Linked DNA regions of Homo sapiens: region 1 is linked to region 2. Evidence: read pairs that join two places in POLR2A ChIA-PET (ENCODE). Cell type or tissue: Panc1. All regions are shown on one strand. Region 1 overlaps CNOT6 (CCR4-NOT transcription complex subunit 6). Region 2 has its middle 4.7 kb from the start of LINC00847.

Evidence for each region. Peaks named below come from ENCODE experiments on the same cell type or tissue, not always from the same donor. Only the 100,000 strongest peaks of a DNase experiment are listed, where the experiment ranks them.
Region 1: POLR2A ChIA-PET joins it to region 2 with 20 read pairs; 2 of 35 experiments call an interaction of 5 or more read pairs at or near these places.

The regions. Positions count from the first base shown.
Region 1 is chr5:180,515,859-180,518,358 of GRCh38, forward strand. All of the region lies in intron 1 of CNOT6 (CCR4-NOT transcription complex subunit 6), which reads left to right. Among named protein-coding and RNA genes, the nearest start is that of CNOT6, 23 kb to the left of the region's middle. In Panc1, no CTCF peak of the experiment used is centred here; no DNase peak of the experiment used is centred here.
Region 2 is chr5:180,825,036-180,827,535 of GRCh38, forward strand. It overlaps a transcript of ZFP62 not described here. Among named protein-coding and RNA genes, the nearest start is that of LINC00847, 4.7 kb to the right of the region's middle. In Panc1, no CTCF peak of the experiment used is centred here; a DNase peak (open chromatin) is centred at 1,306.

The DNA of each region.
Region 1 (2,500 bases), 310 kb before region 2:
GTGAAAAGCATAGTAAAAGGAGAGAGAGATGTCAAATTCAAGATTAAAAAAAAAAATTTTCTTTTTGAGATCAGGGTCTCACCGCGTTACCCAGGCTGGTGGAGTGCAGTGGCTTGATCTCATCTCACTGCAACTTCCACTTCCTGGTCTCAAGCCATTCTCCCACCTCAGCCTCTCAAGTAGCTGGGACTACAGGCACACACCACCACGCCTGGCTAATTTTTGTGTAGACAGGATCTTCCATGTTGCCCAGGTTGGTCTTGAACTCTTGGGCTCAAGTGATTGGCCTGCCCAGGCCTCCCAAAGAGCTGGGAAAATTCAGGATTTTTTTTTTTTTTTTTGAGACGGAGACTTGCTCAGTCACCAGGCTGGAGTGCAGTGGCGCCACCTTGGCTCACTGAAACCTCCGCCTCCCAGGTTCAATCGATTCTCCTGCCTCAGCCTCCGAGTAGCTGGGACTACAGGCACATGCCACCACACCCGGCTAATTTTTGTATTTTTAATAGAGATGGGGTTTCACCATGTGTTGGCCAGGATGGTCTCGATCTCCCAACCTTGTGATCCGCCTGCCTTGGCCTCCCAAAATGCTGGGATTACAGACGTGAGCCACCGCGCCCAGCTCCAAAGTGCTGGGAAAATTCAGGATATTATCTTGTCAGTTAAGATTGCCTGTAACTCAGTCTCATTTCCCTTGAAGAAAATCTGGCCCACTAAAATAAATAGTTAAACGTCTGAGAGGCTTTTAACAAAAAACCACATTTTTATACCTGGTCAGAGTAACATCACGCAAATCACTAATGTAAACATGAACTAGGTGTTAAATGTCTTCTCTCATTGTCCATAAAATTTTTTTTATTGCTGATTTGTGGATCCAACATAGGGATCATTCATTGCATCTGATTATATTCCTTAATTCTCTTCAAATCTAGAATAGTGCTGACACCAGTTTGTTGAAGGCAACAGGCCAGTTTACTTGCAGAAAATCCCACATTCTCATTTTATCTGATTGCTCCTTTGGTGTCATTTGGCCAGTTCCTCTAGTTTTCAAATCAAGGTGTAAACATTACTGACGTGTGTTTCATACTGCACCACATCAAGAGACCCCAATATCTGGTTCTTCCTCCATAGTATTGGTAAGATTGGTGAAGGGGGTAACAATTTATTCCTCCATTAAACGTTTTCTACCTTATGATCAGAAAGTAATCTATGTAGAATCTGTGTAGTGGTGGCTTTTAGCATTTCATTAATGCCAATATTCATCTAATGCTTTTAACCCAGTATAATCCTTTTTGTTTTTTCTAAGGGTTTCACTCCTTTCGCTCAGGCTGGAGCGCAATGGCGTGATCACTGCCCACTGTAGCCCCGACTTTCCTGGCTCAGGTGATTCTCCCATCTCAGCCTCCCAAGTAGCTGGGATGTACCACCATGCCCAGCTAAATTTTGTATTTTTAGTACAGACTGGGTTTTGCCATGTTTCCCAGGCTGATCTTGAATTCGTGGGCTCAAGCTATCTGCTCACCTCAGCCTCCTGCAGTGCTGGGATTACAGGCATGAGCCACTGTACCCGGCCGTTTTTATAATCCTTGAATAATGTCGAATGGGAATTATAAAATGATGTTGCTTGAAAAAAATTCTTTCATACTTAATTTATTAGCTATCATTGTTTTGTAAAGTAGGGCTTTTTTTTTCTTTTTTCTTCTTTTTTTGAGACAGTCTCTCTCTTTTGCCAGGCTGGAGTGCAGTGGCGCGATCTTGGCTCACTGCAACCTCTGCCTCCCGGGTTCAAGCGATTCCCCTGCCTCAGCCTCCTGAGTAGCTGGGACTACAGACGCCTGCCACAAAGCCCAGCTAGTTTTTGTATTTTTAGTGGAGATGGGGTTTCACCATGTTGGCTAGGCTGGTTTCAATTTCTTGACCTCGTGATCCGCCCGCCTCGGCCTCCCAGAGTGCTGGGATTACAGGCGTGAGCTACTGCGCCTGGCCGAGTAGACCTTTTCTTAAACGAGGGCTGTTTGATTACACTGAATCCAGTTGCTGCTGAGGTGTAACCACTTAAATCTTTCTTTTTAGTTACGTGTCTCCATATTGTAATAGCTGCTTCAGATAGTGACTGACTTGCAGTCCATATGCTGTCTCTTCCCCCATCTCCCCCTCTCTCCTCGTCTTGATTACTATAGTAGTTTCGTCTTTTACATCATTGCCAGCTCTTTTTTTGCAGCACAGAAAGGATTATGTTATCTCTCTTTTGTTTTGGCTTGATTTTTTGAGGTTCTCATAGATTTGTATTGATTCAGTGTGTTTCATTTCATTGTGATTATGATTCTTACTGCTCAAATGGTCATAGTTTGTCCTGTGAGGACCCCTTCTAGCTGGCTTCTGTATCATGTTGACATGATGACTCCATTAGACTTAGCTTTTTGGCACTGAAAGATGTCCCAGGCTCATTTTATACATTTCCTGCCCATCTTTTGATTGGCCATTTTACAAAGAACTTTGCTTT
Region 2 (2,500 bases):
ACAGACAGACACAAATGAACTATTTAATATGGCAAAATGCACAGCTGTTTGAGGCTTCTATTATTAGCACCAGTTCTCGACTCACTGGGAAAACTCTTCTTCAACTTGTTAATGCGACAGTTTTATTTGTTTGGACGCAGCTTTCCATTATCATTCTTCCCACCCCAAACTTCCCTTTATCCCCAAGATGTCTCCAGACAGAGGTGTTTCCAGCTGGCCCCAGTTCAGCTGATCTCCAGTCTGTCTGCCCATGAGAGTCCCAGGAGAGCATGCCGTCTAACTAAGCCGCCTGGGCTTTGCTCTGGACCCCTAAGGAGTCCCTACAGGTCAGGTCTTCCCTGCTCCATCCAGAGAGGGGCCCCTCTCATACTGCAGAATGCTCGAAGTCCACAAATGTTCATTCTCCCCTTCGTTACTAGTAGAACTCACTCAGTTAAGGCTGAGCTCACGGTAGGCAACCTCAAACTCTCAGTGGCTTATCAAAAAAGTCATTTATTTTTCTTGCAGGCTGGTGGAGGCCGCTCTGCTTCAAGCTGTGAGCCGAGTCAGGGCTGCTTCACTTGTCTCTCATCCTCTGGACCAGTGACCACCTGGGGTGGCAACAGGGCCAGAGGACGAGCAGAGACACAAGAGGCCTCCTAAGGCCTCAGCTCAGAACTAACAAACTCGCTTCTGCCCACATTCCATTGGCCAAAGCCCTGCATGAGTTGTGGAAAAGTACTCTCCACTTTGGTGAACATTAGTAAGAGAAAAGAGGGAAGGAAGAATTGCAGGCAAGTAATACCATCTACCTCGGCCTCCTATGCAGCTTGGTGTGTACCTGCACCTAAGTTCTGGCCTGTAGGATATGAGGGGAAGTGAGGTGTGCAACTCCAGGACCTGCCCCTGTAAAGACTGGGCCCTGCCTTTCCCCTGCCCATCTGCTGGGGACATGGTAGGACTGCAGCAGTTGCCTGGCCCAGAGATAGACGGCACAGCTATCCTGCTGGTCCTACCTCTAGACCGCCACATGTACCTCACTTACACTGCTTGGGTTTTGCATCTTAAAACCCCAATTAGCACACCATTCATTCATTCATTCCCCCATCAACAAGTATGTACTGAGTGTCTTTTTGCCAGGCATTGCACTAGGTTTTGGAGAGATGACAGTGAACAAAAACAAACTTGGCTGTTCTGTATCTTGGCTGTGGCAGTGGTTACACAAGCCTACACATGTGATAAAACTGCATAGAACTAAATACACACACACAGAGGAATGCCAGTCAAACTGGGAATTAAAGAATCAAAAAGTCACTGGTGACTCAACATGGCAGCAGTCCAGCTCAACCATACAGATGACAGCAGTGTGCTGAAGTATGACAAAGGAATGATTTAAAAGGAATTGAGGCAGAGCTGCCAGGCAGGCATGCTCACCTTGGACTTTGAAGCAAGAGAGACATAAATAAAGGTCTTTGTTCTGTAAGTAGAGTGTTCATATAATTTATCATCCAAACTGAGACACCTGTGAAAATAATTACACTGGAACAACTTGTGTGACTGATCAGCTGGTCACTCCATCTTTAAGTCATTGTCTTGTTGAGTCTGTTATCAGAGCCCATGGAGTGCCATGCATGGACAGCTTATTTAGGCACAACAGAGAAAAATTAAAGGGAAGGAGGAGCAAGGAAGAGTGGAAAGGATAAAGAAATGGTGAGCATTGGCAGGAAACAATGCAAGGAGAAAAGGGAACAGGAATCGGATTTTCTACTAATTTGCTGTGTGTTCCTGTGTCAGTTTATAAATTAGTGTCTATATTTACAACCGATTGGAAGAACGAACTTTTTAGATCCTCTCATCCAACAAAGCTGCAGATTTCTTTATTGAGATGGAGTTGAGAAAGCTTTAAAACAGGCCAAAGCAACATGAGGACATGTGTCATGAGAAGAGAAATGGTCTTCCATAAATTGAGTGCTGGGGAAGGCTTGGTGTAGGTAATGTAGAGGTTCTCAAACTGTGGAGAAGCTCAAAATGTGTTCCTTTGAGCCTTGGTCTTCTAGTTAGGCCACTGTCTAAGCCACTATACAAAAAGACACCAAACACACTGGCTTCAACAAGACAAGCCTCTGTTTCTCTTTCGGGTGACAGGAGAAGCAGAGGACTAAGCTTTCTTTTCCAAGTCATCACCTGAAAGTTGCCCCTTCACTTCTGCTCACATTGCATTGGCCAGAGACTTGAAAGGAAGCTGGGCACGTGCTGTGGGGAAAAGAAAGAGAGATCAGATTGTTACTGTGTCTGTATAGAAAGAAGTAGACGTAGGAGACTCCATTCTGTTCTGTACTAAGAAAAATTCTGCCTTGAGATTCTGTTAATCTGTGACCTTACCCCCAACCCTGTGCTCCCTGAAACGTGTGCTGTGTCAACTCAGGGTTAAATGGATTAAGGGCTGTGCAGGGTGTGCTTTGTTAAACAGATGCTTGAAGGCAGCATGCTCCTTAAGAGTCATCACCACTCCCTAATCTCA